Regions from separate parts of the Homo sapiens genome. Here region 2 is linked to region 1. The links are chromatin loops, found by intact Hi-C in ENCODE. Cell type or tissue: PC-9. All regions are shown on one strand. Each heading gives the region's core, and the rest is flanking DNA. Links, peaks and the distances in the headings are about the cores only.

Region 1 (16,104 bases), core at 4,952-12,951:
GCTACTTAATATATACTCCAGCTACTTAGTATGTAAACTTCTGCTCCATCAAGTCAATCAACTTTCCTGTCCTTGGAAATGCCATGCCATTTCCACTACCTGAGAATGCCATTTAAATGGCAATACTTGCCTAGGTAAGGGAGGTAGGGGAGAGGTGACATAAGCCCTGTGTATTTGCCATCCTTGATACTTCTTACAAGTAAATCTTAAATTCATTGATTTTGAAGAAAGAAAAGGAACCTTTTGAAAGTCTTGGAAACAGAAAACAAAGCTCAAGAGGGCATAAAATGTATAAAAACAAGAAGTACCCTGTTCATATTATGATTCACTACACTTGCTAATGGAAGATATTGTTTAATTAACTGACCACCTACAGTGTGCCAGATATTATACAGTGAATACAACTAGCCTGTTTTCCTCCAGATGCCATCCAACCACTCTTTTCAATATCAAGACAAAGGACTGCATAGCACACTATGACTTCTAGGTCCTCTTTAGTAGGAAAAAATTAGTTCCCAGATTATATACCATAAGATTCATTGCCAAACCCACTGAGCTAACATTTGGGTGGTAATTATTAAACACCATATGCTTATTGAGCTCGTAATATATTAAAAGCACTGTTTTAGTTCTGTGGGAAACCCCAAAGAAAAATAAAACATGTCACTGAACTCTATGTGTTCTTGACTTGGCAGTATTTTCAGTGCTGTATATATTTTTTCAAAAATTAATTTTTATGAAATACATCTACAAAGTTAAAAATGTGGAATACTCTTATAAGATAAAATAAAAATGGCATTTTCTTTTTTCATACCTCCCTGAGTTTCCTTACCCAAAGGCAACCACATTCAAGTCTTGTAGGTTTTTGTTGAGCTACTTAAGTCAATATTTTTAAATAATATTTCTTGACTTTTTGATTCTTGAAAAATGAAAATTTAGCCCTCTCTTATTACCCCCAAACTCTGCTACTTCCCACCTTCCTTTTTATAAGAAATTATATTGTAATTTTTGGTACAATTGTCAGAGTTTATATTACTGTACTTATATAAACATTGTTTGCCTTTACTAAATAGTATATTAAGATTACAATTCCTTATACAACTTTCGTTTTTTAAATAGTTAATAATTACCTCATTTTGTCATTTAGAAAATTGTCTACACTTCTAATTTTAAAAACTATAAAATCTTAATGCTGTTGAACATATTAAATAATCTATATAGTTTTGTCCCTGATCACACCTCTACCCTTGGGAACTCTCTCTTGTACTTTTTGATTCTTGTGTTCCAGTCTGGACTGGCAGCTCTCTAAGTTTTCTGAAGAGCTGCCATCTTTGAAAATCCCTTTATCTTTCTCTTGAGTTAGGTCCCATGTTTACATCTTTCTTGATTTACTCAATTGTTTTGGTTTGTTTATTTTTGTTTGTTTCTTTGAAGACATTCCTTATTACCTTCCTGGGAAGGGCTTCATGAGAATACATTTTTGAGATATCTTTTTTTTGTAGCTTCAAACTTGAGTGGTAGCTTGGCTGGGTATAAAACTTTAATTAGAAATCATTGTTTTTATAAAACTTTGAAAGCATTGCTCCATTGTCCTTCATCTTTCAATGTTGCTGATAATAATTCCAAAAATGTGTTGACAGCATTTCTCCATTGTTATTACTTCTTGCTTTTTCTTTAACTTTGTGACTTTTTGTTAACTTTGAAAAACATATTTAACTTTAGTTTTGGGGATGGTTGGAGATAATTGCATACATTCAAGATTGCATTTTTACCCAGGTGTCTTCAGTGTCATATTAATTTAGAAACACTGAACTATATCATTGTGTAGAGTTCATTTTTGAGTAAATCACAGAGAAACGCTCTGAGATGACCATGTACTGATTATTTACGGACTATTAATGTCACATGCTTCCTCTTCCTGCCTTGTATTTGAAATTAATTGTCCCTTTCTCAGTGCATTCTATGCCTTTTTCACGACTTTTTTTTTTTTTTGATACAGGATCTCACTTTGTCATTCAGGTTGGAGTGTGGTGGCATGATCATGGCTCATCACTGCAACCTCTGCTTCCCAAGCTCAAAAGATCCTCACACCTCAGCCTCCTGAGTAGCTGAGACTACAGGCACACACCATCACACCTGGCTAATTTTTGTATTTTTTGTAGCAATGGAGTCTTGCTTTGTTACCCAGGCTGGTCTTGAATTCCTGAACTCAAGTAATCTGCTGGCCTCGGTCTCCCAAAGTGCTGGGATTACAGGCATGCACCACCAAGCCCAGTCTCCTTTTTCATCACTTTCAGCATAAAGCTAATCATGCCATTTATGACATTTTAAGAATGTATCTGTATCTACTAATATTTTTAAGCATCTTTATTGAGATATAATTTAAATACCATATTTATCTAAATGTACAGTTACATTTTAAAAAATATGTCCACAGAAGTGGGCAACCATCGCCACAATCTGTTTTATTATCCTCAAACAAAACCATGTATATGTTAGCAGAAAGTTCCCATTTTCCCTTCCCTCTTGCTCCTACATCCATTAATCTGCTTTCAGTCACTATAGATTTGCCTATTCTGGAAATTTCACATAAATAAAAGCATATGATCTGTGGTCTTATGTGACTGGTTTCTTTTACTGTATATAGTGGTTTTCAAGGTCTATCTGTGTTGTAGTAGTTACCAGTAGTTCATTCTTTTTTATTGCTAAATTGGACTACATTTTAAGCTCTCTAAAGATAGGTCTCTTTTCATGTTTGAATGTTTAACACCTAGCATAATAACTAGGAGCTATATTGTCTTACATGTTTGTTTATTAAATAGATAGATGGCTAATTCTATTTTCAAATCTGCCCTCATGGTCCTACTTCCAAAACTTTTATTTGACCATGACCACATATTTTCTTAAAGTTTCATATTTCAAAAAAGTTTAATTAAGATTTGGACAGAAAAGGAAAGTATTCTAAATATAGATAATCCTTAATTCACAGTGGAATAACATACTAGCCCCAACTACCTTCTTTATACCTTATACCTTCATTAGTGATTTCCAGTCTCTAAATCAGTCATTTAATGAAGTTCACAGTCACTGACCAGGATAAGATTGGAGCAAATAACTGTTTTTTTTTAGCCTGTTTCTAGAATAAAGGAGATGCCCTTGGTCACCTAAACTAATATGATAATTTAGTTTTGTGGAACTCTACTCCGATTCAGCCCCGTCATGTTTTTCCCTGAGAGCACTAAGTATTTCTCCTTTCAATCCTTTGGTTACTCTGAAACCAAACAGAATTTGGTCAAGGCTGGGACATAGGCATTTTTTCCAGTGTTCTGCCAAAAATAGGGTCAAATGTTTGTGGGCTCCTCTAATTCTATCTCATTGTCCAGTCAACATTTGAAAGGCAGAGAACTGTGCTGAGACTCGTAAACTGTGCTTTTCTGGTTCCCCCCAAGCCTTGCACACTCAAAAGAAAATACCCACACACAATGGTTTGGGAAACCCTCCAACTTCAATATCTAAGAACGATTTAAGAGTTCAGGTGGAAGAAGGAGGGATAGAATACCTCAAACTTATCTTTCTGTGATTCTACTCTTTTTTTTTTTTGAGGCAGAGTTTCACTCTTGTTGTCCAGGCTGGAGTGCAGTGGCGTGATCTCGGCTCACCACACCCTCCACCTCCTGGGTTCAAGCAATTCTCCTTCCTCAGCCTCCCGAGTAGCTGGGATTACAGGCATGTGCCACCATGCCCAGCTAATTTTTGTATTTTTTTTTATTATTATACTTTAAGTTTTAGGATACATGTGCACAACGTGCAGGTTTAATTTTTGTATTTTTAATAGAGACGGGGTTTCTCCACGTTGATTAGGCTGGTCTCGAACTCAGGTGATCCGCCCACCTCGGCCTCCCAAAGTGCTGGGATTACAGGCGTGAGCCACCGTGCCCGGCCCTGTGATTCTAGTCTTACAAGTCCTAACATATAATACTAAAACATGCGGAAAGAAGTGGTAGGATGGATATGAATTGAACAGATACTAAAAATTAAACTCATATCTATTTGTGGGTTATAGCTTCTATCTTTGACTTATATATTTATGATTTCAGAAACAAGAATTTAATTTTTAAAACTAGTTTCATGGGCTCGAATTGTTTTTGAACAGCTGGACATCTTTTATAGTAGCACTAAAGATGATGTTTCTCCTTCACAGCCAGAGACTGGGGGTGTGTGTCTTTCAGATTGATGTTAACTCAAACATTTTTTTCTGAACACATACATACATATATGCACACACATGCATGCATGCACACAGTATTTTTATTTTTATTTATTATACTTTAAGTTCTAGGGTACATGTGCACAACATGCAGGTTTGTTACATAGGTATATATGTGCCATGTTGGTTTGCTGCACCCATCAAATCATCATTTACATTAGGTATTTCTCCTAATGCCATCCCTCCCCCTGCCCCCCACTCCACGACAGGCCTGGGGATGTGATGTACCCCACCCTGTGTCCAAGTGTTGTCATTGTTCAATTCCCACCTATGAGTGAGAACATGCAGTGTTTGGTTTTCTGTCCTTGTGATAGTTTGCTCAGAATGATGGTTCCCAGCTGCATCCATGTCCCTGCAAAAGGACATGAACTCATCCTTTTTTATGGCCATGTAGTAGTCCATGGTGTATATGTGTCACATTTTCTTAATCCAGTCTATCATTGATGGACATTTGGGTTGGTTCCAAGTCGTTGTTATTGTGAATAATGCCACAGTAAACATACGCGTGCATGTGTCTTTATAGTAGCATGATTTATAACCCTTTGGGTATATACCCAGTAATGGGATTGCTGGGTCAAATGGTATTTCTAGTTCTAGATCCTTGAGGAATCACCACTCTGTCTTCCATTATGGTTGAACTAGTTTGCACTCCCACCAACAGTGTAAAAGCGTTCCTATTTCTCCACATCCTCTCCAGCATCTGTTGTTTCCTGACTTTTTAATGGTCGCCATTCTAACTGGTGCACACAGTATTTTTTTTAAAGCTAAATCTTTTTTTCTGACTTCAAGAGCTGTGAAAAAGCTGTAAATGCCCCCTGTAGGGAAGCTCAAACCCAACAATGCAAACATCTGACTTTATCCTTATGTTTCTTCCTCAAAAAGATGAGAACACAGGGGAAAGTTTACCTATTTTTATCCATGAAACAAGGTCACTAAATATGTTATGTCAGTCAAATCAAAGCCCCATCTTTAAAAATGTTTCTGTGTAATCTATAACGTGCTTTTGCTAGAACTTAAGAGTGACATGAGTTCTGTAACTTATTTCCCTAGTTGGTGATAAGGGTCTGAATTTTTGGTTGACATTTCTGAAATACAGCTGCTGGAGCACTAGCATTCTGATTCAGAAATCTGACTACATTAGAAGAAAATTAACCTTTCAAAAAGCCACTGTTCTAAGGAATGATTTTAATCAAATGAGCTTTAAATGTTGTACCTGCATTTAGAATTTTTGGAGAGATTGCAACTCCCCAGTGATCTATCTACTTTTTGAAGACGAAGAAAAAAAACAAATTTATGATAAAAATAACTATGAAAGTTGTAAAGAGCATCATAAATGAAACTAGGTTGCTTTAACTGAAATGGTTTTTATAGTAGCACCAGATTCAGAAATGAAAGAAACTGACTTTATTTTAAATAGTTTGATACCTTCAAAGAAAAATAGCAGGTTGTATTAATATCTTGTCAATTGTATGTTTTCTGTTGAAATATCTCATGAAACACTTACTTATTGATTTATTTGCTATTTGACAGGTACTTCCACTGTGCTAAACATAAACATGGAGGGTGGGGATAGGGAGCTGTTGCAGGAAGTATCAGATCTATTGCACACAATAGATTGTTAAAATATTAAGTACCTCTGGCTGGGCGCACTGGCTCATGCCTGTAATCCCAGCAGTTTGGGAGGCCAAGGCGGGTTGATCACTTGAGGTCAGGTGTTCGAGACCAACCTGATTAACATGGTGAAACCCCATCTCTACTAAAAATACAAAAATTAGCCGGGTGTGGTAGCATGCTCCTGTAGTCCCAGCTACTCGAGAGGCTGAGGCAGGAGAATCGCTTGAACCTGGGAGGTGGAGGTTGCAGTGAGCCTAGATTGTGCCACTGCACTCCAGCCTGGGTGACAGAGCAAGACTCCATCTCAAAAAAAAAAAAAAAAAAAATTAAGCACCTCATAGACTATTAAATATTCAAATGAACATTATAGTGCACTTTCAGTCTACAAACTCAAGTATGCAAGATATATTTTTTTACTCCCCCTTTTACTTTCTCTCATTTAACTTAATATGATATCCAAGTCTTGATCTTACCAATTTGTGGGAAATTTCACCTCAGGAATTCTTGGTGATCCTTCTCATTCTGGGGTCGGGTTGAGATTTAAGGGCTTGTTATGGGTTGAATTATCTCCCCCATGAAGATATGTTGAAGTCCTCACCTGCAGTACCTTACAATGTGACCTTACTTGGAAATAGGGTCATTACAGACATAACTATTTAAGATAAGATTATAATGGAGTAGTGTGGGCCTTTAATCCATATGACTGGTGTCCTTATAAGAGGAGGAATGGGACGTAGAGAAGACAGCCTTACGACAATGGGGACAGAGATTGCTGTGATGCATCTACAAACCAAGGAATACCAAGAATTGCCAGCATCACCAGAAGCTAGGAAGAGGCAAGGAAGGATTCTCCTTGTAGGTTTCAGAGGGAACATGGCCCTGCCAACCTGCTGATCTCAGACTGCTGGCTTCCAGAACTGTGATACAATAATTGTCTGTCATAAGCCAGCCAGTTTGTGGTACTTTGTAATGGCAGCCATAGCAAACTAATTCAGAGCCTTATACCATGTAAGAAACAAGGGGTGGGGGTGGCAGTGTGTCTGAGCTGTCAACTTCTGGCCACATAGATAATGCTAAATAGGCCATTGTCCCTGTTCACATGCTTGGGACTCAGGTAGTTTTTAGAAGCAAGAACATCCAGAACCTCTGATCTTTTTGCCTGGAATATCAAGTGGCCAGCTTCAGGCTCTTACACATCCTGGAGTACTGGCTTATGCCTTCCTTACTTCCTTTCCTAGCCCAGGGATGATTTTTAATATTTGGGGAATGGGGGTAGCCCCTTTCTTCTGTCTGCTTTTGTAGATTACCCTTTTTTTTTTCCTTTTAAAATTTATGTCCCTTCTTAACTTTGGCTTTCTAGTCTTATACATTCTCCTGAGGGATTAGGCTTTTGAAAAACAGCAGGAGGAAGCCTTTCTCTGTTTTCTATCCCTGAGATAATGAAGCTACAATCAAGGGAGGAAAGCCTGATACAGACAGACTGGAGAAGGAGGAAGTGGAAACACAAGGAGGAAAAGCCTTGGAGCAATTATCAAACTAATATCCAGCCACAAAATTATTGTTTTTATTATTTTTTAGAGACAGGGTATCACCATGTTGCCCAGGCTGGTGTTGAACTCCTGAGCTCAAGCAATCGCCCACCTCAGCCTCCTGAAGTGCTGGGATTGCAGGTGTGAGCCCCCACACCTGGCCTGAGACACAAAATTATTAACAGGACTACATTAAATTTTCCAATGGCTTTTTAAACTATTGACCCAGCTTTCTTACGTCCTGACAATAAATTAAATTTATCAGATTGGGGATGATCAAGAGAGTGGTCTTTAATGCAGTTTCAGGGATGAGGAAACATTGATGGATCTCTCCAAGATTCTATTTTAGGAAAAATTTTTGCATGAATATTGACTGACTCAACCATATATATTACTGATGACCAGATGATGCATCTGTTGATTTCTAAGACAAGCAATGTAACCAGACCCAACAAATGAAGAGCCAATTATCTTGACCTTCTAAGTCAGTGATCCAAACCTAGCTCAGAATCATTAAGGCTCTTATAAAAAATAAAAACCCAGACTCACTCCTGGACATTGCCATCTGGAGGAACGCCAGGCAATCTGTAGTTTTTAAAAGTTCCTGGGTGACTTTGGCCAATCTGGAGAAGCACCAATCTAAAAGATGAAATTTATTTAATAATCTGAGCCATGATTGCTATATATGTATGGTTCAGGCGAATATGAATATTTAGTGCTGTTTGGATACTGTCTACTATCATCTGCATAACAGCTGCCTTAGCAGAATTAGTTCAATAGGTTATACTTCTGTACCTTTGTTTTTAAAATACATAATTGTATTTAAAAGAAATGTATTAGCCTCTTGTATATAAACCTTTACTACTGTCCCATCAGTCTGGTAGGAAGATTTCTTGCCATTTGATAAAAGGAAAAACTGACACTGTTTCTAAGAAGCACCAAAAGTTAGTCAATTATGAGGACATTCCCAGATATTTTTTAGCAGAATAAACTTAGATGTACCCTTCCATATTACCTCAGGTCTTTGAGTGTCTATTTAGTCGTCAATTGGCAGTATCTAGTCCTCTTAATTTAACACAATTAGCATTTCTGAAATTAATCACCAAAGCATTCTAAATTACGCTGTTTGCTAATAGGAAGGACTCATTTTCCATGGAGGGCTATTTTTAAAATACCTGCTTCGGTGCAAGAATTTCATCTGCTTCAGCAAGTATTGTGGGTGTGCCTATGAGTGTGTGTGTGCTGTAGTGAGCTATACCTATCACTGCCTTTTTGCATTCTTGGCCAAGATACCATGCCAATCAGGCACAATAATGCACAATACAATAACAAAACTCAGACAAGACTGGGTGAATTGCTTAACCGCATGTGTCTGGTACATTTAGAACAGACAGTTGATCTGGTAGATTCAGGAGACATAGAACAGTCTTTCCAGGTGCTAAAATTCACTGGATATTTCAGTTAAGACAATAATATACATATTAAGAAGCACCTAACAAAAAGACACTGTCTAGTTAATTGTATAACAAAAGAGAGTCTTTGTTAAGGGACTTAATGCAGAGCCCAGCCCAGAAAGCCCAAGAGCTGGTGGAAAAGGATTTCAGGAAAGAAAGGAGAGGAATGTTAACCAAGCTAACCAGCTGAAGCTTATCACTTCCCCAGAAGTTGCGGTCTTTAGACCTGTTTGTGTAAGAGGTAATAAAACCTGGCAGGCTGGTACCTGTTAAGATGCCAACATAGGTGGTTTGTTCATGCAACCTGAAAGTCGGCTCTGCGCTCCTCCATGTGGGGGCTGGAGTAGCTACCTGGCCCTTGTCCTGGCCCTGGGGCTAGAGTCAGGGAGGCAGGGAGCAAAGTAAAGTTTGAGAAAAAAAAATCAGCTTTGGCCCCAGTGCCACCCTCTTTTCTCTCAGTCTCTGCTTGCAGTGTTGCAACTGTGTTTGGGGGTGTATGCTAACTTTGGGAAGACGTTGGCAGAGTGCTTTGAATGGCTATGTCATTTTTCATACAGCTGTTTTCTACCCAAGTTTTCTGGTTAAGTAGCATTTTTGCTTTGGTTTGCTTCCCCATTTTGACATCAATCTGTGTCCAGTGTTCTTCAGTGGTTCTCAGAGACTTGGCATCTGGCTACACTGATGTGATTCAGGTGCAAACACAGACGGTTGGAGAGAAAGTGCCTCTACTGGAAAATGCCTCTAGAAAGCACTTCTGAGAAGCTTGCTCTTTGCCACAGATACTGCTTTGCTCCATTCTAGCTTGGTTTGGCATACCCATAAATGTCTCCATACGGTTTATTAGGTTTTTGGTAGTAAGCTTATTCTAAAATAATTGGCTAAATGAAATGAAAACAGTCACAACTTGTTCCATAAAGAGATGATCTAATTTCAGCAAATCAGTGCCACTCGTTCTGGATTTTATCTTATAGTTTGTAAACATGGAGCAGGTAAGAAGTATGAGGCAGGTTGACAGCATTGTCTAGGTTGTGCACTGAACATCCTGGGGTACACCATTTAAATAGGCTTCTTTGAGTACTGACAAAATGACTCACCTTGCTGATGGCAGCGGCAGGCCATCCGGAGGGGCCGCTGCTATCATGTGGGCTGCAGTGGGGAGGCGCAAGAGGCGGCAGCAGGAGCAGCTGTGAGAGCAGCAGTGGTGGCGGTGGGTCCCCTGTACCCCGCGTCCCCGAGGCAGCCGACTGCACCACCCCCACCCTCGCACGGCCGGGCAGCACCTGCTCTCGCGCCCGGCCTCCACCGCGGCCTCAACCTCACTTCCCACTGCATGCTGGGGGAGGTGAATACCTGGCCGACAGCGCAGCTGGTACACGCAGGGCCGGCCCTAGGAGCGTCAGGTTCATTTGTGCCGGGTTGGCCCGAGTGCTGCGCCACCTGCACCTCACCCACTGCCCTGGGAGCTGAGCCAGTCTCCCACCGGTGGGGGAGCAGCGCGGTCAGGCACAGAGGGGCGGGCAGAGAGAGGCCCCAAGGTGGAGCTGGGTCTGGGGCAGTGCCACATTCCACAGAGCTGGCAGGAGCAGGCAGGATCCCTACCCTCCCAGGCGTGGCTGCAGCTGTCCAAGTTGCTGCTGGGGACCCAGGCACAACTGTACTCTCCCGGGCCCGGGAAAGCTTTCCCTTCCCCCTACAGGCTCGGAGGTGTCTGCTCCCACTGCCTGGCTTCTCCCCTCTGTTAGCGCCTGCTCTGATCACAGAGAAAAGTTGAAGACAAGCCCAGGTGCTGTCACAACCTGGCTAGGTGTGCTCACGCTCAGGGCAATGCTAACAAGCCAGCCCCCTGCCACCTAGGCCCCCTCTGGACTTTGGATGCCAACAAGCTTGGGAGGGAGACTGAGGGGGCACTGAGGGCAGCTTGGCACTGGTCTGCAGGCGCCCCTTGGCACAAACAGCCTGGGCGCCATGAACAGTGGCAAGAAGCAGACAGACTACTGTGGGGAGGGGGACAGGTCCCCCGTGAAGCCAGGGAGGTCCTGAAGCCTGGGGGCCAGGCTTCTAGTCCTGCGGACAAGAGTGGGAACTTGTGGTGCCTTTTTCCAGGCCTTCCCATGGCCATGGACCAATCAGCGTACACTTCCTCCCCTCTGAGGCCCGTGAAAGCCCGGACTCAGCCAGACTAGAGGAGACAATGGGAAGACTTAGCTGCAGAGAGAAGCTGCCCACGCCAGAGTCTCCTCTCTGCTGAGAGCTGGGGAGACAATGGGACGACCCTCTCTGCTGAGAGCTAAAGAAATGATAGGACGACCAGCTGTAGAGAAGAGCTACCCTGTGCTGAGAGCTGAACACTCGTCGGGACACTGGCTACGGAGAGGAGCTGCCCATTGCGGGTCTCCTCTGAGCTCTCCTATTGCTCAAAAAAGCTCCTCTTCATCTTCCTTACCCTCCACTTGTCTGTGTACCTAATTCTTCCTGGAGGCAGGATAAGAACTCAGGACCCACTGAATGGCAGGGCTGAAGGAGCAGTAGCACAAACAGGGCTGAAACACGACCTTTGCCCACCATGTTGCGGGCAACAAGAAGGAGAGAAGGAGAAAAGAGCTGCAGCCCTTTGGGGACCCCAGACCTAGGAGATCCCTGAGCCAGGGCTGTGATACCCGCTTTAGGACTCTGTGGTTCTGGGCATCTCCAAGGTTCTGGGTGCCACACTATGTTCCCCAGTGTCAGCCGTGGAAGCTGCTTATGGTACGTCTCGTCAAGCCACAGCCTCGCAGGGAGCTAGCGCCCATGCTGGTGCCTAGAGGTGCCTGTCCTGCTGCAGCTGGTATGCCTGGCTGTGCACAGTGGCCGGATCCCACGCTCTCTCACACACCCCTCACTTCTCCACACCTGGCTCGCCCTTGGCAGGCATGGGATCCAAGCTGGTAGAGGGAGCCAAGCGCAGCCTGACAGGCCAAGTGGGCAAAATGAGCTCAGTGGGCCACAGCAAAACTCGGGCAGAGGCGCCGCTGGCCACAGAGGTTTCTGGCTGGTGAAGCAACACTGCAAGGGTCCTGTAACATTGCTATTCAAGAAATTTAATCTTACAGGAATGGTTTTACAAAATTAGATTCAAAGATGGGGAAAAATATCCTATGAAAATCAGAGAATCTGGTCACCATTAAACTATAGTTCTGGGAAATTATTTTTTTGCATTAGAGCTGAATGTTTCATTTGACTCTCAACTTTATACGCCAAATTGCATATTTCACATAAATAACAGAGTTACCTCTTCTCCAACCTCCATTCTCAGTCTCTAGGAATAACCACTTTCAACTCTTGAGAGTTATTCTTTAGGTATTTCCTCTATATTTCAAAATCCCATATTTAAACTGCTTTTACTTGATTTTCCTGTTTTAGATATTATCTTTGGACTTCCTGTATACCATGGAAGATGAGAATTGAGCTTTCTTAAATATCTGCCCTCTTCAGTTCCACCCTAACTTTCTACAGAACTATATAATTTCAAGGTAGATCACACTTCAGTGTTTGTATTGTTCTGAATGTGATTTTTAGTCACAGCTGAGTCATGTGGTATAGTATTATTATATTTCCTTTCTTGTTGACCTTCTTGTTTTCCCTGTTAATAATTGTTTGTTCTTTTGTTAGCTTGGTTATCTATACACACTCACTAATTCATTCCTAACTCTCCATGTTCATGTTCCAACGCAGTCTGATTATTCTCAAGGCCTGCTACCTATTCCAGGTTGGAAATCATTTTTGCTCCACATTTTGAAGTAATTGCCCCATTGTTTTCTAGCTTCCACTGCTGGAGTTGAATAATCCAATGGCATTCTGATTCTGGATCTTTTGTCTGTGACACTTCTCCTTTTTCATTTCATGAGTCCCTTTGAGGACCCATGTGACTAGGGGCGGATTTCTTCCTATTCTCTGCATTGGTTTTGTTCCCTGCAAGTTCCTTTTTTTTTTTTTTTTTTTTTTTTTTTTTTGCTGTTTTTAAATTTTGGTTTCCTACTCCTCTGTTAGAGACTTTCCTCACCTGTCTAGTGATCTCTGGCTTTCCATTCACATTTAAACAAGCTATGAGAAGCTTTCTATATGGAGGAAGGGTTTTGTCAACTGCTAGACTCCATCCTGGGGCTGGAGTTGGTAAACTGAGGCCCATAGGCCAAACCAGTGGGTCAAAAATGACCCACTGCTCATTTTTATATGGCTCTAAGTGTGGTTTTTATATTGTTAAATGTTGAAGAAAATAATGAGAATAATATTTTCTGACACATGAAACTTCTTTATATTTTTATTCCAGTTAATTTTCTATAAAGAACAGGGTGAATGAATCCTAGTAGCTGGAATTCCGGTGGGAAGAGAACTATCTGGCATTCCTCACCCCCAAGAACCTGTATTCCTCATTAAAATGTTTCTGACCTTTTCATAGTTCTGATCCCAACTAGTAGACAGCTTTGCTATTGATAGAACCCGGAAAATTCAGTCATCATCCCCCTCAAGCCTGCTTCCATCTGACTGCTTGACAGACAATGGTGGTGATAGAGCTGCTCTGGAAAAAGTAACACTATGCCCACACTGTAATTGTGCTGTATCAAGCTTGCAAGTCCCAGATGGGAGTCGTGGGATGTTCTGCTTAACAGTTTAGTATGTGACTAATAGAGGATGTGCTCTTTGGGGCTGGATATTTCAGCAGAACCAGACAAATATCCTGTATGAGGAGTTTAGGGCCATAATTGTAAGAGTTTCCAGGGAAGTGGCTAAGGTAGGAGGGCTTTGGACATTGAATTACAAGTTTCTTACAACCTACACAGAATCTTTTTAAAAGACTTTTTTCTTTTTCTTGATAGGGCAGTCTGGACCCCTGGCTGATGTAGTGAACTTAGTTCCGCCTTCCTGACTAGTGTCAGGAATCATCTCTCAGAGATGTGGTCTTGCTACACAGAGACTGTCAGAGGTTATCTTTCTCTCACTACAACCAGTCATTTCCAAAGATAAGGGCACACTCAGGAGCATTTTCCTTGGGCTCTGAGAAGAGGCCTTGAACCCTGGCTCTGCAGGGCTGCTGTGATAGCACCAGAGGGGCAGGATGGGAGGCAGAACGACACAGATTCACAGGAACAAGTGTGTGCTCAGCAACTGAGGTACTTGTATTTTCAATAGGAACATAATCTTTTAAAAATGTTGATCAGTTCACATCACTATATTATGCAAAATATTCTCGTGGTTTCTCATCACATTTGTCACTAACTCCAAGTTCCTGGCCGTGGTGGCCTAGAAGGCCCTGCATGCTCTGGCCTCTTCCATCTCTCTGATCTCCTTTCCTGCTGTTTTATCCTTTGCTCATTCTGCGCCACCCACATCCGCCTCCTGTCTGCTCCTTGAACGTGCCAAGCTAGTTCCTTTCTCAGAGTCTGCATTGGCTCCTCCCTCTGCCCAGTGTGGTTTCCTCACATCTTTAGATGACTTACTCTCTTACTTCATTCAGGTGTCTGCTGAAATGTCAGCTCCTCACAGATCTTTCCTAACCATCCTCTCTAAAATAGTCCCCTCCCATCATCTGTCACCACTGGCAATCCCTCTATCAGCAAACTGGGATTTTGTCTGTCTCATCTCAGACCCATGCCCCACCTTCCTCCACTTTCTCTCTACTGCGGAGGCTGATCTCTGCAAATCACATCTCCTAGCCTCCTTTGCCAGTTGGCTTCAAGTTAACTTTGGTCATTACTCTTTTGGGGGAGAGGAGAAAGAAGGAAGTGGAAACGCCCAGGAGATTTCTCACCTTTTCTCTCCTTTGGGTGGCATCTCCAGATATGGCTGCATCTCCCCCATGATTCTAGCATCTGCGAAGTGGCCTTGGCCTCTGGGCTTCAATAATACCATTTCTTTCCTTTATTCTCCAGCCCAATAGGCAATTGCAAATTCCCAGTTTGCCTTATTGTCATGTTTGCTCTTTAAGCATTTCTGACACTGTTCTAATTTCCCATATTAAATCCTGGAATACTCTTTATTGGACTGTTTTCCTGGCTGGATCCTGATTGGTCTATCCTGCTGTATGTTTTTCATAGCACTTGTCACTACCTGTTATTATATTATTATCGGTTTATGTGTTTATTTTCTGTCTCCTGCATTAGAATGTAATTTCCATGAGGCCTACATGCTTGGGAACTCTGGGCAGACATTGGAACCTGAAATTAGAGGGCTGTGCATTTCTACTTCCTGACCATTTCTCAGAGAGCTGGAAAGAAGGCCCTCCTGTGTTTCTGTCGAGAAGGCAACAAGCACAGTTAGAAAGGAGGAGCTGGGCCAAGTGCTATGTGGGAAGCTCTAGCTGCTCTAAGACGTTCTCTGGTGTATTTCCAGCTTCAGGGAGACATGTCCAAATTCCAGCTCCAGGAATTGGGAGTAATGGGAACTGGCCCTATAGGGAGAAAAAGGCACCATGGGAGACTTTGGAGCACATTAGGGGAGGAACCTACAGGTTGGTTGGGGCTGGGGAGGGAGGACTTTCTACTCAGCTGAGGAGATAGGGACTGAGGTATGAACACAATAACTAATGTTGCATGTGGGACACACTGCTGTGCCCTGCCCTAAGTGTTTCACATTATTAACTTCAATGCATAAAACTACATTAAACTACATATTTGAAAATACCAAAACTAACCACATGCTTTATTTGATTTTAAAAAGTTGACAGTTTAATTTGTTCTTGAATTACTGGTTTATTTTTAACAGAACAAATCAGTGATATAAATAAATAAACAAGTAAATATCAATCCCAGACAGACACCAGGAGATAAGATGAATAGGTGTGGATGCTTTGCTAAAGATAAAAATGACCGATGAGAATGAAGGATGACTTCTTATCTCTCAGGGAGGGCTGTGTACATGCAAGGTGCGGGTCTCTTCTACTGCATACCATTTTTAGCAACCACTTTTGTTTTCAAGGATTATTTAGGAGTATGGGTCTTAATTTCCAAGTAGGTGCAATTGTTTGGGTATTTTTATGATTTATTCTGATATTATTGGATTATGATTACAGAATATGGCCTGTAAAAGCCTCTGTTTTAAAACTTTTGCTAAGGGCAATTGTTTTCTGGCCAGTACAAAATTGATTTTGTAAATGTGCTATGTGCATGTAGGAAGAAAAAGGATATTGTCTAGTTAAAGAATCTCTACTTATATTATTATGAGCTCATTCAGTGTACTGTTTAATTCCTTTTTCTTATTCTTTTTT
Region 2 (16,104 bases), core at 3,541-11,540, 64 kb before region 1:
ATCCATACAACCACCTAATGATGTTAGTACTATTGTCAATTACATTTTACAAATGAGGAAACTGAAAGAATGAAAGTAGCTTGTCTTTGGCCACAAAACTGATAATGACCTCAGGTCTGTCTGGTTCTAAAACCCATGTTACATGCGCTACATTGTACCACTCCCCAAAGACATGGTTCAGGGCATCTCCCTTATGGAGCCCCTTTCCCATCTGATATACCAGTCACCCATTAAAGGTAGACCAGAACTCAAGGCCTGCCCTCTAGACCAAGCCACCATCCACTAGCTTCTGTGGCTTCTCTGTGCTGGGTACAAACATATGACAGCACAGGCAGAGGCAAGCTGGAGAGATGACAAAGTAAATTCATGACAGTATAAGGAAAACATGATAAATGAAAGTCATGCAATGGGAGGATGGGAGGATCACTGAGAGGCTTGTAGGGCTTATTTTGCATGTGTACAAGGAATGAGTGACTAGTGATAGCAACAATAGGGCTTTCTCAGAGATGGAAGAGCCGTTTTACTAAAGGAGAAAGTAAACATTACTTAGGACAAATCTCATATCATACTTTAGTGTTTACAAAGGAGACAGAGGGAGACAGGCCAGGAAAGAACAGATTTCCCAGGGGAGGAAATTGCAATGAAAATAAGTAATCTGGATCAAGTCAGAGCATGTTTGAACAAAAAGAATACCCAAGGACAGAGGAAACTCTAAGGATAAGATAGGATTTTATTCAGCAGGAACCCCTGCTAGCTTTATTTTAGACTGTTTTTAAAATGGTGAGTAGTCAAATGCAAGGGAAGAAGCTCTATGAACTAACACCATTTCCTATAGGTTTTGATGCTTGAAAGTTTCCCCCAGGTTCAGAATACATATTTTAAAATTTAGAACGGCTTTAACATCTAACAATCGGAAAATGTTTAAGTAAATCACAGCCCATGCCATGAGATGGAATAATATGCACCCCTTAAAATGATGCAGATGACAAAATGCAATGACTCAGGATAACATTTGTTATGTTAAAAGTCTGGCTCTCTTCCTGGCCCCCTTCCTTACACTATATACAAAAATTAATTCAAGATGGATTAAAGAATTAAATGTAAAACCTCAAACTATAAAAACCTTGGACATAGGAAAAGGGAAAGATTTCATGACAGAGATGCCAAAAGCAATTTCAGCAATAGCAAAAATTGTCAAATGGGATCTCTTTAAACTGAAGAGCTTCTGCACAGCAAAAGAAACTATCAACAGAGTAAACAGACAACCTATAGAATGGGGGAAAACATTGCAGACTATTCATCTGACAAAGGCCTAATATCCAGCATCTCTAAGGAACTTAAATTTACAAGAAAACAAACTCATTAAAAAGTGGGCAAAAGACATGACATACTTTTCAAAAGAAGACGTGTGGCCAATAAGCATACCAAAAAAAGCTCAACATCACTGATCATTAGAGAAATGCAAATTGAAACCACAATGAGACAACATCTCACACCAGTCAGAATGGCTATTATTAAGTCACAAAATGACAGATGCTGGTGAGGTTACAGAGAAAAAGGAATGTTTTTACACTGTTGGTGGGAGTGTGAATTAGTTCAACCATTGTGGAACCATTGTGGAAAAACAGTGTGGTGATTCCTCAAAGACCTAAAAACAGAAATACCATTCAACCCAGCAATGTCATTACTGAGTACATATCCAAAGGCATATAAATCATTCTGTCACAAAGACACAGATACTCATATGTTTAGTGCAGCACTATTCACAGTAGCAAAGTTATGGAATAAATCTACATGCCCATCAGTGGCAGATTGGATAAAGAAAATGTGGTACGTATACACCATGGAGCACTATGCAGTCATAAAAAAGAATGAGATCATGTCCTTTACAGGGACATGGATGGAGCTGGAGGCCATTAATCTTAGCACACTAATGCAGGAACAGAAAACCAAATACCACATGTTCTCACTTATAAGTAGGAGCTAAATTATGATGAGACATGGACGCATGTGGGGGAATAACACACAGTGGGGGGGGTCAGGGGGAGAGGCGGCAGAAGATCAGGAAAAACAACTAATGGGTACTAGGCTTAATACCTGGGTGATGAAATAATCTGTACAACAAATCCCCATGACCCAAATTTACCTATATAACAAACCTGCACATGTACTGCTGAACTTAAAAAAAAAGCAAAATACAAAATATACAAAATACATGTGATTACAACAACATCAAAATATTTTCTTTTTATATCTTAATTTTTAAACTTCAATAAGTGTGTATTTTAGGAATTGGTATAAAACACAAATGTTATTTATAATGTTGTAGCCCTCTTTCATGTCTTATATTCATTTTTTCTCCATGTGTGCACAGAAGGTATTTTCAACACCTCCATTAGGTCCGTGGCCACTCGTTTTTTTCCTGGGCTATAAACACTGCTGTTAGTTCCTTGGGCTTCCTTCTCTCATGGATGACTTTACGAGGGTTTTAATTTTGCTTTTCTGAGTAGTGGCTTTTTTTCTGAGATACCCATATTAACTTCAAGAAAGTCTCCTAGGATACCCTGACTACTAGCTGGGCATTCTCTAATATTGAGCACATACTGTCTTCTGTAGAGATCATATTCATTTTCTATTGGTAAACAATAAATTATCACAACTTGGTGGCATAAAATGACATCCATTTATTAGCTCACAATTTCTGTGGGTCAGGAGTCCTAGTAACTAGGTCCTCTGCTCAGCAGTCCCCCAAGGCTGAAATTCAAGTGTTGGCCAGAGCTTTGATCTCATCTGAGGCTCAGGATCCTTTCCCAGCTCAAGGATTTTTGCCAGAATTCAGTCCTTTGTGGTTGTAGGACTGAGGTCGCCATTTCTTGTTGTCTTTTGGCTGGAAGTGTTCCTTGCTTCCCTAGGGGCTTCCCTTAGGTCCTAGCCATGTAGTCCTCTCACAGCCTGGCAGCTTTCTTCTTCAAGGATAGTGGAGACTATCCACTGTTGCTTTGAGTCTCTTTTTGGTGCTTACCTAATTAGGTCAGGCCCACCCAAGGAAACCTCTTTTTGAGTACGGTTGATTGAGTAGGGTCATGATTTGCATCTGCAAAATCGCTTCATCTTTGCCACATAACAGCCTACTGATGAGAGTGATATACCATCATATTCACATATGATGTGGTCCTGCCCACACTCAAGGGGAGGCGATTACAAATAGAGTGTATATATCAGGGGTTACAAACCTTGGGGACTATCTTAGAATTTTGCCAACCACAAGGTTACAGGCTATAAATTAAGGGTGTTGAAATATTGGGTTAGAATTTACCTAAAGTATACTTTAATTAGATTAAAATTTATATTTAAAAATACACATTTTTAACTATATTATATACCAGTTTTGCCAGAGTTTGTTGCCATCTTTATTTACTTGAAGTTTCCCAAGAATGCAAGGTAAGATGTTAAATTTAAAAAAGTACTGTTTGCAATTGTTATCTCTGAGAATCTGGATTTTCTTGGTACTATAAAACCAATGAATGAATGAAATAATCAAAACCAACCAACCAAACCCAGTTTGGAAATAAATGGGGTGCTGAGGAGAATAAAAGAATGCTTATTGTTTTTTACATTGGGGAGATGACATTTCAGATTTTCTTTCAAACAAAAACGTTGCACTGTTGAAAAGTATAAAATTGTTTGCAGAAATAACCATTGAAGAGGGATGGGAGAGTACGATATGTATTGAGACAGGAGGAGTGAGGCAATGAAAGGATGTGCCTGATATTCCCTGGATCTGTCCAGGGTTAAGCTGCTCTCTGAACACATAATGCCACAAGAAGCTGCTCTTCTGGGAAAGAATTTTAAAATCTGTCCTGCTGTCCTACCTCATAGCCACGTAGCAGTCAATTATTTCCAACTCAGCTGGGATTGTAACAATACTTGCCAGCACTTTTATGGCCCTTACCTAGCACTTACCATATATCAGGTATTGTTCAAATCTCTTTATGCATAGTAACTCATTTAGTCCTTACAATAGCTCTCTCTCTAAGGTATGCATACTATTGCTCTCCCCATTTTACAGGTGAGGATGCTGAGACACAAAGAGGCCATACAACCTGCTCAAGATTGTATCAGTGGGAGGTAGAGCCCAGGTTTGGATTTGGGCTGCCTGCCCTCAGAGGCTGTGTCCTTCTCCAGTTAGCTGTCTGCCTTGCAGGGAGGTGTTTAAAGGCATTATCCTGAGGTCAGTGAACACCATCAGGGACAACCCTACCATTCCCTCTCCCTCTAAGTGAGTTCCTTATCTACACAGCCCTCCCATCAGCATCTAAGCTCCTTCAAATAGAATTAACTATATTTTGATTATCTTTCTGTTTGCTGCAAGCCAAGAATGTTTCCTTGCTCCACTAATAATTTTTTTTAAATTAAGAAACATTTCCAAAATGAAATGGCCAACATAAAGCCAAAGATTGGGGGCCTCCAAATGTCTGGTTTAATTGTGGGAGTACCTGGGAGGAGAGTGGCTGAGGTGATCTGATCGGTGGGCTGTTAGACACAGTCTGCACCTCATGGTCCCCCTGGAACAGCCTACAGGACCGAGGTCCTGGAGCCACGTTGTGGTTGGCCTGGCTCTGGCCATGGTGGTATTGCCTTGGAATGTAAGCATGTCATCCCCCTATTTTCCCTTTAAAACCTACATTTGAAAACACATTTCTGGATGTAATTTGGTCAGACGTATTTGCAATGAGGTGACATTTCTTGTCTTCTGTGGTTAAACCTATAGCTGTTTTTTATCTTCATCTTTTCTATTTGGCTGCTTTCTCTGTTTTTGTTTTTCAATACTGTAGCTCCTGCCTCTTATTCCTTTTTTGCATCAGCCATTTTATGCTATCACTGATCTTGTGGCTCACTTCCTTACCTGGAAGCTTTCTAATACCTTTGCCATAGACCTTCCCACGATGTCTACTAGTACTCACCCTATTCTGTGCTCACCCTAATTAGGCAAGGACTGGCATTATCTTATGTTTCTTGGAATTTCCTTGGAACAATGCAGTCTCTAGTACATTTCCATCATTCCCAAGGGAAGAGGTTTTAGACAAAGTGTTTTTGGTTGCAATGACTGAAACCCAAGATGAATGATCTTAAGCATAAAATAATGAATTAGCTCTGATTTTAAGATACTGAAGACTCACAGAAGTGAGCTCACAGAAAATGCTCAAGAAGATATAGTGGCTCACAGAAGAGCTTTAAGTGCTGGAGCCTTAGGGATAAGAACCGTGGACTCATTTCTTGTCTCTTGCCTCCGCTGAGCCTCATTTTGCAGCGTGGCCCTCTCTACCCTCTCCATGTGGCAGAGAAGATGGCCATCATTAGCTCCAGAGCTGCACCAACCCATTGTATCCAAACCTACATCTAGCATCTGAGTATCATTCTCAGGGAAAGATTCTGACTCACATGGCTTGTGGGGAGATGACGTCTTGTGACTGGCCTGACCCAGCCCATGTGAGCCTCCCCCTGTGATTTAGTGGTAAAGCTCTGTCTCTAGCTTCACAGGGGCAAGCATAGGAGCTCCTCAAAGGAAAGAGGGCTGTGTTTCAAAGGGGATGGAAAATCATGCTATGTGACAAAATCCCTGGCTGCCACAGCCTGATGTAGTAGGGAGATCCTCCAATATAACAGCCTCCAACGGAGTGTCTAAATAATTCCCTCCAACTATTCAGTTTCCGTTTATGTGATATGATTTAAGGGTATCATTGAGGTTGAATGTGAGCTGTGGAATACAAGTCAGTAAGAAAATTATAGCCCAAGCCATGTGGGACATCATGACCATGTAAACCAACAAGTTAAAAATCACTGGTAGCGGGAGCTAGGGCAAGAATGAGCCAGAGGAGGGCCCTGGTGAGCCCCAAGTAAGATTACTATTCAGGATGACACAGACAGCTCATATAGAGAACGATTGCCTTGAGTGTGCACCAGGGCTCAACGGAAAACCTCAGAAAGCCACTTGAATAGAAAATCGAAGGGGTCCCAATATGTGGACAGGGGTACTTTTCATCCTGCTGAGGAATCAGCAAAAAGAGCCAGTCAATTCTTTGCTCCAATACTGATTTTTTAAAAAAAGTTTAAAAAATGGAAAAATAATAATTAGAGATATTCATGGGATACACAGTGATGTTTCAACACACAGAATGTATAGTGATCAGATCAGAATAATTACCACATCCATCATCCCAAATGTTTACCATTTATTTGTGTTGGGAACATCTAATATCCTGCTTCTAGCTATTTGAGAGTATATAATATATTAATGTTAACTACAGTCATCCTACAGTGGTATAGAACACTGGAAATTATTCCTCATCCAGCTCCAAGACTAGTTTGTGCTACAAGGGTCTGGAGATAATTTAAGAAGGGGAGTGGAGTGGGGAAGGGGAAGGGAAAAGATGCATTTATGAAATACGTCACTAATCTAAATTTGTGGAGAGAGTTCTGGGATTTTCTCATAGGACCAGAACTCAAAAGCCTCCATCTGGGTAAAATCAAGATAAAATGTTTGCTGACTCCTTATACCCTAAGGGGTGAGATGCTCTTACTAAGAGCTTCTGAAAGCTTCTTTTCAAGCAAGCCCCTGTCATAAGAAAGACAATAGGATGTTTACAGTTTTCTTTCTTTCTTTTTTTTTTTGATAAATTCTGGCTGATGGTAATTCAGAACCATGCGTAACAATGTTTAGTTTTCTATGCAGACAGTGCAATGCTTGGACATGTCATGAACTTTGCAAAGAAAAAGAATATGCCTTGTAAAAAATTTAGTACCCAAATTTTGGGACCCAGAAAATTGAAATCTGTGAAGAATGCACATCTAAATCTTTAACATAGTGCCTCGGGGTTGGGGATGGGGGGGTAGCAGGAGGGAGGGGGATGTAATTCAAATACCAGCCTGGAGGAATCATTTCCATTATGCTGTAAGAAATGTAAGAAGTTATTATAATGAGGTCAGTTCTGGTCCTTATGTTATTAGCCGACCAGTGAGGACAGAGACAAGGTAGAACAGAAATTAATTAGTATTATGGGGGCTTTATAATCCAAGGTATTCAGAAATTTAGCAAAACTAGGTCTGTGTTCTTAAAAAAAAAAAGGATTATAGAGAGACCTTATTAAAGCACAGAAGGCTCAGCTATTTAAGATGGTGACATACATAGAGGCAGGAATGTGCAGAGAGAAGCTGAAAGGCAGCCAGGCCCTGAAGGAATTTCAGTGGAATTTCTTCACCGGAGGAGTAGTTAATAAATAGAGCAGATTTCTAAGGGCAGAAACTAGAGCAGTTACTACAAATAGTTTTATTTTTCCTCCTCCTTCTTCTTCTTCTTTAAAGAAGGGAGTGATAGGAAGTTGGAGAGGAAAATGTTGAAACAAAGAAAAACAAGCTTCTTACTAGCTCTCTAGGCCATCTCCCATGCAAAAATGTCTGTTCCCAGACATTCAGAATGTTGTATCATTTAGTAATCATAAAACATACTGTAGAGTTGACCTTGGGTGTTAGTTTTAGATTAATACTAGATATCATTAGGAACTGCATGTAATATAATACTTTTCAAGAGTCTGAAATACCATTTGTTTTGTCTTGCTGCCAACATTTCTGCTATTTTCCATTGCACAGGACAGAAATGAGGGCTTGAAAATCCTTTTGTGCTCTGCAGTCGTCCCCTCCTCCTGCCTTTGATGCAGGTCTTCCTCATAGTCTGATACACAAAGCCTTTTCTGGGACAGTGTTAATATACTAGATGTTTACAGATCTGAGGTTCTGAGTTATTTCTGCTTCCCCTTGATCAGGTAGGTTGGCTAACTCATTGTGCACATGCGTTTTTATTCTTCGTACTGTAAAATGATGACATAAAGAGAATGGGTGTAAATGTGTATATCTTTCCACCAACATATCTACAGTTTTATCAATATGCAGATTTTCTCTCACCTTGCCAGTCAAAAAATATTTGACCAGTAATCAGCTTGGCAAAAACTGTTAACTTTGAAATTTGCCAGTTGATTCCTGGGGCTGGAACTATTATCTGTTGTTCCTGTTACTATTTCTCTATTTGTGTCTCTCTCTGTCACTACCCATGAAAGTAAAAAGAATATTTACCCAAAGCCTTGCGATCTCACAAAAGAAGGGTTCGGTCAGGGCAACAGCTCAGGCAGCCCCAGTGAATAGCTCAGCTGACAGGCGTGTGGCGTGACTGGACTCACTGCACAGCAGCATTTCTCAGACCATGGGCTGTGTGGTCACCTGGGGTGTTTGTAGAGATGCAGATTCCTAGGCTCCACACCAGACCTACTGAAACAGCATTCCTGGGCTTGGGGCCTGTGAGTCTGCATTTAATTATGTCGCCCACGTGACTCTGAGATACATGGGCCTAGAGGAATGGAATGTGTACTTTGAAGGGGAAGACATGATGGGGGCTAAGAAGGCAACTGTAATGGATATTTGCTTTCATTTCAGCCCAAACCTCACAGGGAAGAGCAATAGCACAGGTTACAGTGTGCCCCAAGCAGCAGCCATTTGGAGGTGCCAGGCAAGCAGGGCACATGTGGTACTGCAGGGTCTGTGCAGGAGTGAACTGGGGCCAAGTGATCAGCAAGCATTCAGGGAGTGTATTAGAAAGTATCAAGCCGTAAGCAGAACGCTTTGATATCCTGTGTGTGTGAGAGATCATTGATTGCAAATCTAGTGGGCTCAAGCACAAAGCATTTCACTAAAAGGCTAGGGAGGCCTTTGAAGATTAAGGAAGGCTGAAAGGTGAGCTAGAAAGACAGGATAGTAGATCTGTTGTTAGAGGAGGGCATGGTACCTTGATCAACAACCCCCTAGTCTGTATCCAATGAGAGAGAGGGATTCCCTTAAAGGAACTCATGGTGCATTTTCTCAAAGTAAGGACATGGAATGGAGTGGATGTGAAACAGTCAAGACAATTGGCCCCTTGACCAAAAAAACAAGCAAACCAGTGAAAGCCAATCTCACTATGCAAAAAGCCATCTATCAGCTATCAGGGATGTCCAATAAGCAGAATGAGATGGTCAAAGGGCCAGAGAAGAATCAGGAATTTCACAGGAAGAGAGACAGGGACAGAGTTAGCAGGAAGGCAGGTACTCAGCAAGGGCAGGCCTGCAATAATGCTGTTTTGCTTATGAACGTTCAGAGGGCTGGCCTCTGCTTCTTTGCCCCTGGACTCCTCCCAGTCCAGTCTGCAATAGTCTCTACTTTGCAAACCCTCTCCAGGCAGGGTGCCCTCTGCTCTGCATCTTGAGTGCTTCATCTCTCCTTGGATGACCTATGGGATACTGCTCAATCTCTTCCTTGCCTTTTTTCCCACTGGAATTTCCCTCATTCCATGTTTCCATGGGAATTGTTAAGTTGCCAGGGGCCTCTACTCTCTTGCCTATTTCCCTCCATGTCACTCTCACTTAGGGGACCCTGTGGCTTAGAACAGCCATGCCAGCACCATGGTTGGTTAAATAGGCCTTTGTGGTTTGGCCTGGGAACCATACCACTATTTATCATGATTTTTTTCTATGAGGAAATTCTTTGAGTTCCAAACACCCCATTGACTGATGACCTTTCTGAACACAACTGTCCCATCTGGGATCAGCAATGGGGTGAGATCACTAGGAATTGTCAGAGCCAAGCTGGGAACAGCAAAACCAGGGCCAGGGCAGGCTAGGGTCAGAAGCAAGGCATAGGGAGGCATTTGTGAAGGGAATAGCAGGATCGGGGCGGTCAGGGGTTAGTTAGGGAGTTCATAGCAGGAAGGGGTCCAACTCAAGCACAGATGTGAATGTGTAGGTTTATGGATGAATCTAGAATCAAACTTGCTGGGAGAGGGATTGGGAGAGGAGAGAGTAAATGACATGACAAGCAGACAATGGATCCAGGGTAGGTAAAATGTGGAACTGTCAAAGGGCAGAAGACCTACTGGGGCAGTGCCTTTATTATCACTCCCCTTTTGGGCCTGACTGCCTAGAGCTGAGGAACTTGGCCACTAGTGTTTATATCTGTTCTCCCACTAAGGGAAGCACAGTACCCAGGGTCATGGGGACACCGCAGCCTTGCTAGGAGCCAGTCTTGGGTTGCTAGTCCCATTCCTCGCAGAGGCATTGTTCCCACCCAGATCCCTCAGGCCCACTGCGTGGATGCCTGGTTGCTACTTCTCTTCCTTTTTCTGGCTGCTCTTCCTTTCTCACCACTTTTCTTTGCAAGCTCCATGGAAGGAAGTCCTGGGTCATGACCTTCATTTCCTGCCTCATGTGGCCATAAACTTGAAGGAGATAGAGTGAAGAAGGAGAGACGAGGTAAAACTGGAGAGGGGCTAGTGAGAATGGTGATGCTGAAAAGGTATTTGCAAGAGAATTGGAGTTCTTCTTAAGAATTCTAGGGCTCCAGAAGCTTCCTTTCAAAAAGGGTTGGTCATAGAAGCATTATTCATAAGAGTGAAAAAGAACAATCCAATGTCTATCAAGTGATGAATGGATAAATGGGTAAGCAAAATGTCATATAATCATATAATGGAATATTAGTCGTAAAAAATGTAGTACTGATACATGCTACAACATGAATGAACCTTGAAAACGCTATGGTAAAGAAAGAAGCCAGGCACAAACGACTATATATTCTATGATTTTGCTTATATGACCAGAAATGACCAGAATGATCAAATTCATAGACACAGAAAATAGATGAGTAGTTGCCAGGTGTTGGGGGAAGTGAGGAATGGGGAATGTCTTCTGATGGGCATAGGATTTCCTTCTTTCTGGAGTCATGTTCTAGAATTAGTGGTGATGATCACAATCTTGTGAACGTACTAAAACCTGCTGAATTGTACACTTTAAGATGGTGACTTTTATGGTATGTGAATTGTGTCTCAATTTTAAAAAGGGATTGGCAATGGCTTGCTGAGGAGGAGTTAATTTTCACCTGCACTTGCTGTTTGCAGAGCCTGGGTCCCCTGCTGTTCTTTCCAGGCTGCTTCTAGTGCATGGAGCTTGTAGACCTCAGTCAGAGAATCTGGTGTAACCATCACCGAGTTAAGCATTTCATAGTTGAGAAATGCATTCAAGTGGTGACAGAGAGATGGGGTGAGTCTTTGGCCCTCAACAATCTCTATCAGCTTCCCCAAAGCTACTCCAAATAACGAGAATAACAAAAGTCAAATACAAATACATCATACTATAGAAACGCTCAAATAAAAAGTACTACTAAGCATTCATAGAAACTTGCCACTTTAATTGATCTATTTCATACAATGTAGGTAAAAAAAACAAAAACAAAAACAAAAAACCACACAGACACACATGGGTTTTCTGACCAAATACAGCTGCACCTGAAAGTCATCTTTTCACCTGATGACTACCCCGAAGCCCCTGTTGCATGGGATTCCTGACATGGCCATTTGTGCTGTGATCCTCTTTGTGCTTTGAATGCTTGATCTGGAGCTGATCTGTCTAAGATCCTGTTTCAAAGTCTTTTATTTATTTATTTATTTATTTATTTATTTATTTATTTATTTTTTATTTTTTTGGAGACAGAGTCTCACTCTGTCACCCAGGCTGGAGTGCAGTGGCACTATCTCGGTTCACTGCAACCTCCCCCTCTTGGGTTCAAGCAATTCTTCTGCCTTAGCCTCCTGAGTAGTTGGGACTACAGGCACATGCCACCATGCCTGGCTAACTTTTTTTTTTTTGTATTTTAGTAGAGACAGGATTTCACAATGTAGCCCAGGCTGGTCTCGAACTCCTGAGCTCAGGCAATCTGCCAGCCTCGGCCTCCCGAAGTGCTAGTATTACAGGTGCGAGCCACTGAATCCGGCCTCAAAGTCTTCCAAATGGTACAGTATGCCTAAGTAGGCATTGGTCCTTGTTGGTCCATCATTAGCAAAGATATTGGTTGGTTAACAAGGCTCACTTTGTGAACCAAATGCCTTGTTTAAGCAGAGTGCAAGAGGACAGAAGTGCTGGATTTCTGCTTGCTGTTTGATCAGCTAGCATTTGGAGGTCAGGCTTCAACCTCTAGCTCATAACCCCCTCTTCTAGTTCTGGCTGATAGGAGATTTTTGACTGAAGTTTTAAGAATATATAAGAAGAAATGCAGAAGAGAACAGACTGGGAAGTAGAAAGGGAGAGAGAAAATGAGTCCTATAATACAGTAAAGTAAGATCAGAAGCATGAGGAGTGAAAGATGGACTATGTTGACATTTGCAGCTATGGTTCTCTAGTTGAAAGCCTAGTTTCAAGTTGAAAGTCTTCTGAAACTTCTTTTAATGTTTTTTAAGTTGGTACCTAATTATCATACATACTTATGGGGCATGTGTGATATTTTGATACATGCATACACTGTGTAATGATCAAATCAGTAATTAGGATATACATCACTTCAAACATCTATCATGTCTTTGTGTTGGGAACATTTCAAATCTACCCTTCCAGCTATTTTAAAATATTCAGTAAATTATTTTTAACTATAGTCACTCTGTGGTGCTATCAAACATTAGAACTTATTCCTTCTATTAATATCTAATTGTTTTATGCATTAATCAACCCCTCTTTATCCCCTTTTCCCCCCAATCCTTCCCAACCTCTGGTATTTATCATTCTACTCTCTACCTCCATGAGATCCACTATTTTAGCTTCCACATATGAGTCAGAATATATGATATTTGTTTTCCTGTACCTGGCTTATTTCACTTAACATAATGACCTCCAGTTCCGTCCATGTTGCTGCAAGTGACAGGATTACATTCTCTTTTATGGTTAAATAATATTTCATTGTGTATGCACACCACATTTTCTTTAACCATTCATCCATTGATTGACACTTAGGTTGATTTCATGTCTTGGTTATTGTGAACTATGATACAAAAAACAGGCATGCAGATATCTCTTCAATAAACCAATTTTCTTTCTTTTGGATATATACCAAGCAGATTGCTGGGTCATATGTAGGTCTATTTTTAGTTGGTTGAGGAAACTCCATACTGGTTTCCATAGTGGCTGCACGAATTTACATTACCACCAGAAGTTTACTAGCATTTCCTGCTCTCCACATTCTTATTTTTTGTCTTTGATATTAGCCACTTTAGCTGGAATGAGATGATATCTCATTAATTTGATTTGCATTCCCCTGGTGATTAGTGATATTGAGCAGTTTTTCAAATGTTGGCCATTTGTGGGTCTTTGAAAAATGTATATTCAGGTCTTTTGACCATTTAAAAATCAGGTCATTTGTTTTCTTGCTATTGAGTTGTTTGAGTTCCTTATGTATCCTAATTATTAATCCCTTGTCATATGGATAGTTTGCAAATATTTTCTTGTATTCTGTAGGCTGTCTCTTCGCTGGGTTGACTGTATCCTTTGTTGTGCAGCAGTTTTTTTAGCTCGATATAATCCTATTTGTATATTTTTGCTTTTGTCATCTGTGCTTTTGAGGTCTTACCCCCCAAAATGTATGTCATGTCATTTTGGTTAAAGCACAGAACTATCTTTGGTATGCTTTTCAAATATAGATGGTATTAAATGACTAGTGTTTTCTTCTCATGAATAAAAACATTTTTAAGGATATCCAACAGTTGTACCTGGGATGCAAAAATACTGAGATGTATGAAGATAGCATCTATTGTATCATAACCTCCCCCATCATGGAGAACCAGACATTGGCTGCAAATGGAGGCTCATAATTTCAATGTTTACTTCCACCTGTTCATTTTTTTCCCCTCTCTTTTTAAAGTTTCTTTCTTTTCTTTTTCTTTCTTTTTTTTTTTTTGTTGAGATGGAGTCTCGCTCTGTTGCCCACGCTGGAGTGCAGTGGCGTGATCTCGGCTCACTGCAAGCTCTGCCTCCCGGGTTCATGCCATTCTGTTGCCTCAGCCTCCCCAGTAGCTGGGACTACAGGTGCCCGCCACCACACCTGGCTCATTTTTTAATTTTGTATTTTTAGTAGAGACAGGGTTTCACCATGTTAGCCAGGATGGTCTCGATCTCCTGACATTGCGATCTGCCCACCTCAGCCTCCCAAAGTGCTGGGATTACAGGCGCGAGCCACCACGCCCGGCCCTAAAGTTTCTTTGGTTAACTAATTGAACATAGATTAAGTAAGAAATTTAGTGATATGAGTGAATGGGCCTGTATCCGTGTATTTCCAGTAACGGGCTTCATTTATTTTCAACCTCTTCTCTGACTACTCCCTTTACGTTCTTGCTTTAATATATGAATTCTCAATGTGGGCAAAAATTAGTTCTTGTTGGGCAGGGGCAGTGAAAAAATCATACTCTTTACATACAAAACATAGATCTTTCACAATTTCACAGGGGACAATCGGGTAATACCTAAAAAGGCTCCTTAGGGGGGGTAATAATAAAGAACAAGTTAGGAAATACTCCTGTGACTGAAACCTGGCTGTCCTTGAGGTCTTTGTGTTTCTTGCACCTGTTTTCTCATTTAGGAACTGGAGGTGGGCAAGTCATCCTCTTAGTTCCTCTTTGTCATTTGCAAACCAATAAAATTTTAATAAAATTTCTTTCTAAAATTCCTAAAATAATTCTTTGCAAAGTGTCTCACCTCCCTTAAAGTGTCTTTAAAGCACACACTAATCTTCCTGGTTCAGATAACTATTGATTTTAGGTCACTGTCCTTCATTCTCTGAAGAATTTAGCACCCCTCCTCCCCCTTCCCCCTCCCCTCCTCCCCCTTCACCCTCCCCTCCCCCTCCCCCCTCCCCTCCCCCTTCTCCTTCCCCTCCTCTTCTCCTTCTCCTCCCCCTCCCCCTTCCTCTTCCCCCTTCCCCTTCTCCTCTCCCTCCCCCTTCCCCTTCTCCTCCCCCTTCTCCTCCCCCTTCTCCTCCCCCTTCTCCTCCCCCTCCCCCTTCCCCTCCTCCCTTCCCCTCCTCCCTTCCCCTTCCCCTCCTCCCTTCCCCTTCCCCTCCTCCCTTCCCCTTCCCCTCCTTTCCATTAAAGCAAACTAAATATGGCCTGATAAGGACTCTGTACTTCTCTATTTGAGTCCTTTGTGGACGAATTACAACATAAGTTAATAGGTAGACAAGATTGAGAACCTAACTTGGAAGTGTGTGCCTATAATAGTGGCTGGGTCCTGACCAATCCCAGCAGCCATATGTCAACCACTCATATACTGTCAAGTGTTCAAACTGTGTTCAAGTAAGGCAAATGCTGAACTATAACCAATCCAGTTGTTTCTGTACCTCACTTCTGATTTCTGTATGTCACTTTCCTTTTTTTGTTTGTAAATCTTCTTCCACCCCATGACTGCACTGGAGTTTCTCTGAATCTGTGATTCTGGGTGCTGCCTGATTTGCAAATCGTTCATTGTTCAATTAAACTCCTTTAAATTTAATTCAGCTGAAGTTTTTCTTTTAACACTGTCTTCTTTCCTTCTTTTCCTCCTTCCTCCCTGGGTCCTTCCTATTTTCCTCCCTCTCCTTCCCTCCAGTATCTTCCCTTTGACAAATCTCTCACCATTCCAGGACCTCTAATCCACTGGCTTAACTTTTTACTGTTTGTTACCCAGCCCACCAAGTATTCACCGATTACACCTTTGTAAAATTCAACCTTCCTTCCTACTCTTGGCACACCCCTAAGCCTCTGAAAGATAAATATATTCAGCTGTGCTGAGTGGTCTCACTTTAAACATGTAAGCACAAACTGTTAGGCTCTGAATGCTACCTGACAGTAATAGTATATTTCTGCACTTTATTCACTTTACGACTCTCTTATTCTTCTAAATGACTATTCTATACTTTCGTCTCTTCAAAACATCAACTCCCCCCTTTCCCTTTTCACAAAGAATTTCTCATGCCTACAGCACAAATCTGCCAACATTTCTGCATCTGTAACTGTACTTTCTGCCAGCCCTACTGCAATGGATGAGTTGAACTGCAAGTTATGGGGTTTGACTTAAGGCTACCTCCTCTACTTTGCAATAGCTCTCATCACTTCCTGCCTAATTGCAAGTGTGCTTTCTCTCTCTTTCATCATCATCCTTTAGAACATTAACTAAAATACGAACATATGTAATATCTTTCATTTAGAAACTAGTCATTCCTTGACCCCACATTTCT

The links. Hi-C counts contacts between places; a loop is a spot of excess contacts. Peaks named below come from ENCODE experiments on the same cell type or tissue, not always from the same donor. Only the 100,000 strongest peaks of a DNase experiment are listed, where the experiment ranks them.
Region 2: it touches region 1 in a loop (6-fold over the local background); 3 of 110 quality-filtered maps call a loop at or near these places.

The regions. Positions count from the first base shown.
Region 1 is chr2:160,638,156-160,654,259 of GRCh38, forward strand. LOC105373718 (a long non-coding RNA gene) reads right to left here and starts at 10,367. Exons shown (of 3, transcript XR_923526.3): 1 at 10,215-10,367; 2 at 9,959-10,048. In PC-9, for the core only: no CTCF peak of the experiment used is centred there; DNase peaks (open chromatin) are centred at 9,126, 9,966, 10,306 and 12,246; H3K4me3 peaks cover 2,656 bases; H3K27ac peaks cover 3,590 bases.
Region 2 is chr2:160,575,771-160,591,874 of GRCh38, forward strand. The region is part of intron 2 of LOC105373718 (a long non-coding RNA gene); the gene reads right to left. Among named protein-coding and RNA genes, the nearest start is that of RBMS1, 90 kb to the left of the region's middle. In PC-9, for the core only: no CTCF peak of the experiment used is centred there; DNase peaks (open chromatin) are centred at 7,211 and 7,511.